Linked DNA regions of Homo sapiens: region 2 is linked to region 1. The links are chromatin loops, found by intact Hi-C in ENCODE. Cell type or tissue: OCI-LY7. All regions are shown on one strand.

Region 1 (5,000 bases):
CCTTCTGTAGAATTGTTATGTTCCTGTTGTAAAGACTGGACTCATAGTCATGAGGGCACACTGAGGGCTGGGGCTGGCTTTGCCATGAGGACCATGAGACCCTCTGCCCCACAGTCTGGCTCTGTTGTCCTTGGCTTATCCCGGAAGGAGTCTCACTGAACCTACAGTGCAGTTCATCCAGGAGGCACCCAAAGGAAGCTCCCAGGTCTACATTCCAATCCCTGGCCCATCCCCTTTGAGCTGCAAAGAAGCCTGAGGCACTGCTTTCATTACTTCAGTTTTACAGGTAATTAAGCCCAGGTGAGTGGGATGTGTATTTTGTAAAACACACAGTGCCTTGTCTGAGTTTAGACTTAGGTTACACTCTGAGATGGTTTCCCAAAAGTAACTGAGAAAACTGATAAGAATGTCTTCTCTGGACACAGCCAGCCAGGAGTTTTAAAAGAGCTGGGGCTCACACGGACCCTGGACTATGTATGACAGCTTAGCTATCGGAGTGGTGAGCTGGCCTTGAAGTGTATGACAGTTCACTAATGGGCTAGGAACTTTGGAGAGAAACACACTCAGCTTACAAAAAGAGTTGAAGGTACCACTTTTGGAAACCAAACACCTTCCATTTCTCCTGGGCGCTTATTCCAGAGTCTTCCTAATCAAGAACTACATTGTGCCTCAATTTCAAGGATGGTCAGCAAACATCATTTTCCCACCACTAAATGCTATGCAGAAAGAAATCTGTTCCCACAGAATCTAGTGAGACAAAGAAGAAAAAAGCCACATGACTAATGACCTGAAGAAAAGCATGGGTGTTTGTAATCCAAATTAACAACTAAGGGTAGGAATATGGCATCTGTTCTTCCTCACTTTTAGGTTTAAATGAAACTCAGTCTTAGTTCTCTCTCCCGGGGAAACCACACAACCACAGCTAATAATGAAGAGAGTCCTGAGCCATCCTATGTGTGGACTGTCTGCATTGTGGCTGTCTCTGAGGAGGCCCGGGTCGGGAGTAAGTTGCAGGGAGCGACAGGCAGCTGCACTGTCCATGGCCCTGAGATCTCGCAAGTGTCTCCCGTGTGGATGGAGCAGCTTGGTGCTATTCCCCCTCAGTGGTCCATGCTGCAGTCACGTGCACAGCACAATTGTCAAGAAGCTCCACAACAAATTCTGGGTGACACAATCTAGCGAGAAAACACAAGCTCCCACCAGACAAGGAAATGGCTTTTCCGTGTTTGGGTTTATTCCTAAAGTATGGTCCCCGAGGAGAAATTCCTGAAAAAATTCCCCACCAATTGCCTGGAAACATCAACAAAGGGAGAAGGGAGGTGGAACATGCCTCCCGCTTCCCTCCACCCTAAAAAACAACTACTTCCTGTTTAAGGATCAAAAAAAGAGAGGAGCAATTCACCTACTAAGAAAGCCCGGCCACTTGGCAGCCATCCAAGAATCTAAAACCTTGAATTTTGAAAACATAATAGACAAGAGAGTCAGCTTTAGAAAAGATTTCATCTATCAGCTAACAAGAGGCTGGGGTCATGAAGTAGGGTATTCTTTATACTTGAGAGACCATGCTAAAAATCTCAGAAACATACCAGAAGGACCAGAGCTGGGGGGAGCCAGGCGCAATGCTCTTAGCATGTAATAGAGGTTGCTGTTTCAAGGAGGCTTATCATTTCTTCTGACATCCTGACAGAAATGTGTAATATAGAAGTTTAGCAATGTGGGCAGGTTAAATTATACGAGGCAGAGGAAATCATTTCACTGTGAATTGGAGCATTGCTGTGGGCCACTCCAGGCTGAGCCGGCAGCCTCCTGCCAGGGCCCCCACTGCTCCTTCTAGAAGGAGGGGTGGCCTGAGGCAGACACAGTCTGGAAGAATGTGGGCTCAAGGGCTCATGTTTACTAAGTAACACCCTTGAAAGGGAATTTGGCGGTTGTGGGGCTTTGTGTTCAGCCTTTTCTAGGCCCCTCTCACTCTCTTGGAAATGGGAGGCGTGTGGCCTGAGGGGCCCTTAGAAACCGAGAGGAGGACACACAAGTCCAGTGGGTGTTCCAGCAAAACCCTCTGTTCCCCACCATTTCCTACACCCAGGAAGTAACAAAAAAGCACTGTTCAACAAAACGGCTCAGAAGATTCTGAAGGGCCTTTTAATCATCAGAGAAAGACTAAATTCCACTCAGTAAAATTTGAGTTTAGCATAGTTAACTGCAGCCTGAGTCTTTTAAACCAGGCATCTGCGGCTCTGTATGGGACACATCCCTATTGAGCAGACTGACTCATTTGTACCACCATGGTAAATTCCACTCCCTCCACCACCCCCACCTCTGTCCAATGCAGTCCATCCACAAGGCAGAAAAAAAGTACATATCAAGGCACCTTTCCTCACCAGGACAAAAAATACTTGTCTTTCCACCGTACTTTAGTCATATTGGTTGTGGACAGAAAAAATGAACACTGCTTCTGTGTGATTTGTGACTGGGTTTCCTGGTGGATTCAGAGAAGTTCCCTCCTCAGGTGAGAGGCACTGTTCCTCTGTTCCTACCCCTCCAGAAGGAGAGAGGACGTGTCTGAGGTGTGGACACAAGGGGAGGGAAATCATGATCCTCGGTGATCACTGGCATTTTTAATAAGGCGATGGCTACTAAGCACCACCTGTGGCATGCAGGACTTCATCACACCTAATTAAACCATTCCACGGGGTGGGTAAAGTGAGCCCCGTTTACAGGTGGGAAAACTGAGGCCCCCTCACACAGCTGGTGGGCACAGCCCCGGTCAGTTATTGTAGTTTCCACTACACTGAGCTGCCTGGAAGAAAGGGAACGTAAGGCTGTGTCCCCACACCTAGAGCAGCACTGTTCACTGTCACACTGACTGTCCCAGGCACAGGAGTAGTATCTCACACACACTCTGTTTTGGAGGACGCATTTGAGAAAATAGAACACATTAATAAACAGTCCTGATCAAGCACCTGCTTGGGGGTGGAGATGAAGATGACTTCCTGAGCTCAACTTTCAGGCTTCTCCGGCAGCCGCTGCCCCAAAGTCAAACTGCAGGAAGTCGCTGCAGGGAGGCAAGGCTGCAGGGGCCCAAGCAAGTCACACTTCACACTCCAGGGCCCACCAGCTGACATGTGCAGCCAGGTGAAATCAGGTTAAAAATCAACATCCAAGGTGGCTGCAGCTGGGAGGAGAGGTCATCAGAGGTGGTTGTGTGGGATTGAAGGGCTGGGGATGGAGAGGCAGAACCCCTTCCAGCCACAGTGAGTGGAGCCAGGCTGGGATGGCCCAGTTGTGTGCTCTGAACACCTATGGGTGGACACCTAGATCCTCCAGCCAGAAGGCTGGCCTGCCTGCCCTCAGCAGAGAAGTGTGCCCAGGGCCACTGCCTTCAGTCACAGTGCAGCCCTGCTAGTGGCTTCTGGCCCCTTCCCAGCTCTTCTGTCCTGTCTATGTGGTCTGGAAATCTCGCTGATATTGGTGTCTCTGAACACTTTACAGTAAGTGGGCATTAATTAATGCTAAATGACAACAGAATTTCTCCCAAATTGCACATGACACTCGCATTAAGAGCAAACATGTTCATTTGGATAGATGTTATTACGGTGAGTATCACAAGAATTAACAATGATTTGCTAATGATATGAAGTAAACACTCTTTAAGAGTTCCCTTTAAGTAAAGTAAAAGTAAAAGTAAAAGCTTTTAGGTGTGATTGTTAATTGCAGTAACAATTTGGCCATGGCTATGTAAATCTTACATGGATGGAGTTGGTGGGAAGTGGCTGGGGGCACCAGAGCCAAAGCCAGTGGGCCAGTCTGCCCTTGAACTTCCGTGCTGGGTTAGGGGGAAGTTGAGGGTTTTTAAAGCACCATGATGTGCATACATATAACCTGTGCATAAACATCTTATTACATCCTCACAGCAATCCTGTGAGGCAGGTATTAGTACCACACTAGCTTTAAAGCTGAGGATACTGAAGTTTAGAGGCCGGTAGGTGACTGACAAAGCTCACATGGCTAGTAAGTAGCACAGCTGTTACCAAAAACAGGTTTCCCTGACCCCAAAGCTCATGGTTTTCTCCTAAAAACTGTGTATTTGCCAGGCAGGCTATGCATCAGTAGTCCCAGGGTTGCTTTTAGAAATATAGATTCCTGTACCTCACCTGGAAACTTCTTTTTTTTAATTGTAGCGACAGAGTCTCACTCTGTCACCCAGGCTGAAGTGCAGTGGCATGATCACAGCTCACTGCAGCCTTGAACTCCTGGCCTCAAGTGATCCTCCCACCTTGGCCTCTTGAAGTAGCTGAAACTACAGGCATGAGCCACCACACCTGCCTAAGAAACTTCTGAATCGGAATGTCCAGGGTATTGCCAAAGTGCCTCTCTGAGCACAGCACTCTGAGTGACTGTGATGTGTAGCCAGGTAGGGAACCACCTCTCCACGCTCAGCTGCTGGGAAGTCCCGCGTTCCTATCTAGCTGCCTACCAGGTATTCCATGTCTTCTTGTACCCTGCAGGCCAGGTCATATTTGGCTTGCTAACAATCCAATCAGACGAATGAGCCAGGGCCAGGCACAGATGCTGCGGGCATCTTCACTCTCCCCACTTCAGTCCTTGCCATTGCCACCTGTAGCACCCAAGATGAAGGCCACCAGGAATAAGGTGGTCCAGGCCCCACCACAAGCACAGTGGAAATAAAGCTGCATGGTTAGGGGCTTCTTCCCACCCACCCCAGGGTTTGGGAATATGACAGTAATCTTACTATTACCCACAATTCCCCTGACATTCTCCATCCATTATGGGCATTACATTCAGGAGTGAGAACAGTACCAACTTCAGCACCAAAGGCTTGCTCCTAAGTCAGAACTGGCAAACGAACATAAACAAACAAACAACAACAACACATGGGTATGTGGAAGTCTGTGTGGTGGGTGTGGCTGACAAGGGAAAGGGAAGCAAAGAATCAACAAGGGTACTGGACTCCCTCCACCTGGCTTTAGGCTATGAAG
Region 2 (5,000 bases), 240 kb before region 1:
GAACGGGTTGGAATTCTTTTTGAATGTAAATTCATGTTAAATTCATGGCTTACAAAATTAATGAACTGATAGAAGGGGAAAAAAAAGCCTGTTTATTAAAGTGTTTTACCAAACTGACATAACCTTTGAAAATTCTGGGATTACCTATTAAAGTGACTCTAATTGGCCCCAAGAAATGTAAAAACAAATTACTGTCTCTGAATGCAAAAAGCATAAACAGGGAAAGTAAATGGTTCCTGACCAAGTTTTTATTTGCACTTAGTGTGTGTGTGTGTGTGTGTGTTCGAGTGAAAAGGACAGAAGCTGTGGGTGAACAGGCCTTTTGCTTCTGCCACCTTTGTCAGCTCCACATGGGATTCTCAGACAGACACTTACGTGATCCTCATGTCTGAACCAAACTTGAGGATGCCATTATTATGATGCCGATCAGTAAGTTATTAAGGAAGTAAGTCTGACCGGATATTCAGAGAGGCTTAGGAGTGTATCTTCGACTAAAAGCTTTCTAAGCCCTTACTTGGCTGATACAAGTCACAGGGCTGGACACCATGCCTCTTGCAACTGGGAAAGGGGGTGTCTCAGAAAGGCCTCCCCAGAAAAACACCCAAAAGATGACGACTGCAATGGGGCTCTGGCTGACCGTGAAAACATTCTGGATCCCTTCTCTCTCCTATCCAGGTGGTTACAACTGTGGCCGGCCACTGTCCTAACAAGTCAGAAGAGAGATTCTTTGCCAAAATCTTCAGGGGAAACGACACGAGTACCCTTTGCTTTTCCTCAACGAACTTTCCTTCTACTTAGGGTTTTAGGGCATTTGTACAAATGATTTGTTCCTTGGGTCTGAATCTTGGGGATGTTTATCATTTTCGTTGCTTTCAGAAAATAGTCTGCATTTCCTTCTATTACCTGGACCATTTTCCTGGCTTTTTAAAAAAAATTATTATTCAAATGGAAAAGCGGCGAGCCCAGAATGAGCCGACGAATTGAGCTCTTCCTTCTCTCGAACACGGGGGCACCTCTACCCGCTACAGACTTGAAGATTTTACTCACTTCCTTTCATCCCCTCGCTCGGTTTTGGAGGGTAGGGGCATGAAGTGGTTGAATCTAAAACTGACAGAAAACCAAAGCTCTCTTTTGGCTGCTTTTTATTTAAGGGAAGGGGGAATATGTTTTTTTGTTTTTTTGGATGTAAAAAAAATATTGCTAGAAGCCGTAGTTGGCGTTTAAAGGAAAGTTAAGTAAGTGAAACAGATTGGAGGCGGGAACGCGGAGAATAAGGAAAACTTATAAAAAGCCGTGCGTGCAGACGGGGTGGGACCCAGCGATTCCTGCTTCAGGCCCACCCTCACTCCCTTCGGACGCAGACCCCGGGGGCCGCCCTCCGCACCCGCACAGGCGAGAAGGGGGGCTTTCGAACAACAAAACAGAAACCTCCTGGAAACTTAAGCGCGAGTTCTTTCTCCCGCTGCCGAACCCGAGCCCAGATCTCCTTTCGCCTCCCTTGGCACCGGGTGCGGGCCGGGATCCCGACCTCCGCGCTGGGGAAGCGCGACCCCAGGAGCGGGCAGCGCCACGCTAGGGCCCCCAGCTCAAGCGGACGCAGGCCCCGGCCCCCTCCTCACATCGGAGCTTGGCGGCGAACGCCAGGCCCTCCCGGGCACGACCGCGCAGCTCCGGCCGAGCCCGGCCGGCCGAGGGAGGAAAGTACAAAGGCGGGCGACAGGGCCGCAGAGGGGGGAGGAAAGAAGGGAGGAGGGGTAGCGAAGGGGCGCTTGGGCGCGCCAGACGGGAGAAGCCCGCCCCTGCCACCCCTGCCCGCCGGCCCGGCCGCCGCAACAAAAGACCCCCGATCCGGCCGCCTCCCTTCCGACCGCGAGAGGTAGGCAAGCGAGCCGCGCCCCGGGGGCTTCATTACCTGGTTGCAAAGGGTTAAACGGTCCGGTCAGCCCCAAGTTCATGGTTTGGTTCTTTAGCAGGGCTCCCGAAGGGCGATCGTCAAAGACCAGGGGGGAAACCACCAAAACACACGAAGAGAAAACGCCCAACTCTCGACCCGGCTCTGTCCACAAGAGTCTCTGGGCTCCTTCCTCGCCAAAGTCCGAGAGCGGAGGCGCCGAACCAGATCCGAACCGGGCAACAGCTTCGGGGCGACCGAGAGCCGGCGCCGCGCGCACACATCCAGCGCGGCCGAGGCCCCGGGCGGCGGGAGGAGCGCGCCCGCCGAGATCGCCCGGCCCGCGCTCGCCACTGTCTCCCCGCCGCTCCTGCGGCGCGCGGGGCCGCGCTGGCGCGGCGGGGGCTAACAAGGCGCGTCCCGGGCCGGCCGGCGGGAGGGCGAGGCGGAGAAGAGCGGCCTGAGCCGCCGCCGCGGCGCGCGGAGCTAAGAGCGAGGCGGCGGCGGCGGCGACAGGACAAAGGAGACCATGTGCGGAGGGAGGGAGGAGGGAGAGGGAGGAGGAGGAGGAGGGCGCGCGGCGGCTTCTCCCCGGCGGCCGCCCGGGGCTCCCCGACAGCCGGTCCCGCCTCTCCAGCCGCGCCGCGGGCTGCCTGGTCCTGGGCCCGCCGCGGTGCTGGAGGGAGCCGCTCCGGGAGTCTGGATTTTGTGCGGATCTCGCCGGCGCGCGGCCCAGGAGGCGCTGCAACGGCGGGGCGCGGGGCGGCGGCGCCTCTGGCCGGAGCTTGCGGGCTGGCGGGTGAGCGCCCGGGGCTGGCTGGGCTCCGGCCCGCGCTCGGCTTGCGGGCGCCTGCCTCTCCCGCCGGTTCACAGCTCAAGTGAACTCCATCGGCGGCCGCCGCGGGCTCCCTGGCTGGACGGTAGCAGGAGGGGGCGGCGGCTACGCGGGGGCCCCTTGCTCCGGACTTCGCTCCCCGACTGCGCCGAGCGCGCCTCCTCCAGACGCTCGCAGCTCTCGGAGCGGGACTTCCTCGGCGCGCCGAGCCCGAGCCGCCGGTGCCACCGCCCCTCCTCCGTCCCGCCCCGCGCGCCCCGCCCCTCGCCGCCCCTCCTCTCGTCCCCGGCGCCGGGTCGGCCCAGCGGAGGCGCGGTCCCCAGGCGCGACATCGACAGCTGTTGCTCCCCCCGCGGCTCGAGCCCTCGGCTCCCCCCGGCTGCCTTCCTTGCGGGCGGGCGCGGCGGAAACTGCACCGCTCCTCGCCCTCCCCGCAGTTGCCGCTTCCAAGATTGCGCCATGGCAGGGAAAGGCCACTAGGCCCGCAGCCTGGGGTTGAATTGCCACCAAGCCAGTCACATCTGCAAAGAGCAGGCTCTCTGGGCGGTTGTGAGGGCTCAGTGGTAAAGTCATGTATGTAAAAGGCCTGGCACATAGTAGGCGCTCAATACAAAATAATCATTGCATTGTGGAAAATGGAGACGGGGATCACGGTCTGGGTCTCAGACACAAAGGTCTTCACCTAACCTCCTTCCCCACCACAGCCGACTGACCGCAGTGTGCTCGGTTTGATGAATAACTTAAGAGCATGAACTGGCCACTTAGAAATCCTCTCCTCCCAGCTCCTCACACCCTCTGACACGTGCACACCCTGCATCCACAAAAGTGGAGCCTGTTGCTTCCCCTGGCATTCACCGAATGTAGGGAAAGAATGAAAGCAATGGCAAAGCCTCGCTACATGGGCAGCAGTTACGTCTATCATCCTAACATGTATCGTGTCTGTATCCCCTAGAGCACAGTGCAGTGCCCCCAGAGGGTGTGGGGGACTGAATGGCCAGAAATGAGGCACTCAGCAGATTCCCCTGAGCAACCCACTCCCACCAGAACGCACCCCGGGCGAGGAAACCCTCTGAAAACATCTGGAGTTTTAATTCCACACCTGCAGCTTGACAAGGTCCCTCCTTGGTGCAGAGGAAAAGCTGCTGCAATTTTCCTAGTACAAGAAAAAGAGCAAGCAAGCCCTAGGTTGCAACCGGTAGGGTTGTGGAGTACAGTGGGCACACCAAGGTGGGGTGAGAGGAAAACTTCAGTTCTAAGTCCCCTCCCAGTGCCACCGTTACCTGGAGTGTGGCTGGAGGAAGAGAGGAAGAGAACAGGGGTTGGGAGAGATGCACACCACATATGAATGACATGCAGACTGGTTTAAAGTAATGATGGCCACTCCTTGCCTCTTTGAAGTTGCATGTCTATCACTATTTGATTTCATGGCACTCTTGAAAAACCTCTCAAGTTAAAAAAAAAAAAAAAAGGTGGGGGTGCTTGCTGTATGGCATACTTCCCCCTCCTCTAGCCTCTAAGTTTGGAAATAAGAAGCCTTCTCTCTCTAGCTTCATCACCCCCTCCCCCAAACTGGTAGCACAATGTGGTGTTATACAAGTCTTTTTAAAAATATAGGTAACAGTGATTTTTCTCTACCACTGCCTCCTGAGAAGTCAAAAGAAAAGGCATCTCAGAAGGTATAGGTTTGGAGATGGATTTTCCAGTTGCTTACAAGATGTCACAATACCCAGCTGTGGTCCTCCAGGGAGGCGGCATTCATTCTGAAGCTGTTTAGACAATACCAGGATAGCTCAAAGGTGGACATGAAATGTTCTAGAGAAGACATTAAAAGGTTGTTTCTTTTGGAACAATCAAAATGGAACAGTTTTCTTATCTTGTTGTTCTAGCAAAATCGGTGTTACAGGGAAGAAACTGCCTGAGCTCCTGCACCATCCCCTACAGGGTAAACTGAGAGCACGATGGCATGGCAGCTTAGCTGACCAGCTGAAACCACTTGGCCCTCCAGGGTGCTTTCATTAGGTGGCACTTCTGACATTTATCATGCCTTGCATTAGATTGTCATCAGTCTGGGCGCAGTTGCTCACGTCTGTAATCCCAGCACTTTGGGAGGCCGAGGCAGGTGGATCACTTGAGGTCAGGAGTTTGAGACCAGCCTGGCTAACATGGCGAAACCCCGTCTCTACTAATAAAATGTGTAGAGGTGCACACCTGTAACCCCAGCTACTTGGGAGGCTGAGGCAGGAGAATCGCTTGAACCTGGGAGGTGGAGGTTGC

Evidence for each region. Hi-C counts contacts between places; a loop is a spot of excess contacts. Peaks named below come from ENCODE experiments on the same cell type or tissue, not always from the same donor. Only the 100,000 strongest peaks of a DNase experiment are listed, where the experiment ranks them.
Region 2: a loop joins it to region 1, with 8 times the contacts of the local background. A loop is called at or near these places in 1 of 110 quality-filtered maps.

What each region holds. Positions count from the first base shown.
Region 1 is chr7:70,454,967-70,459,966 of GRCh38, reverse strand. The region is part of intron 5 of AUTS2 (activator of transcription and developmental regulator AUTS2); the gene reads right to left. Among named protein-coding and RNA genes, the nearest start is that of GALNT17, 670 kb to the left of the region's middle. In OCI-LY7, no CTCF peak of the experiment used is centred here; DNase peaks (open chromatin) are centred at 1,636, 2,226, 3,036 and 3,876; H3K4me3 peaks cover 2,449 bases; H3K27ac peaks cover 4,431 bases.
Region 2 is chr7:70,691,958-70,696,957 of GRCh38, reverse strand. All of the region lies in intron 5 of AUTS2 (activator of transcription and developmental regulator AUTS2), which reads right to left. It overlaps LOC107986709 (a long non-coding RNA gene), which reads left to right and starts at 302. Exons shown (of 2, transcript XR_001744947.2): 1 at 302-429; 2 at 676-1,123. RefSeq lists silencers at 1,453-1,522, 1,683-1,812, 2,143-2,322, 2,423-2,762, 2,773-3,132 and 1 more. In OCI-LY7, no CTCF peak of the experiment used is centred here; DNase peaks (open chromatin) are centred at 1,037, 1,587, 2,267 and 2,967; H3K4me3 peaks cover 3,530 bases.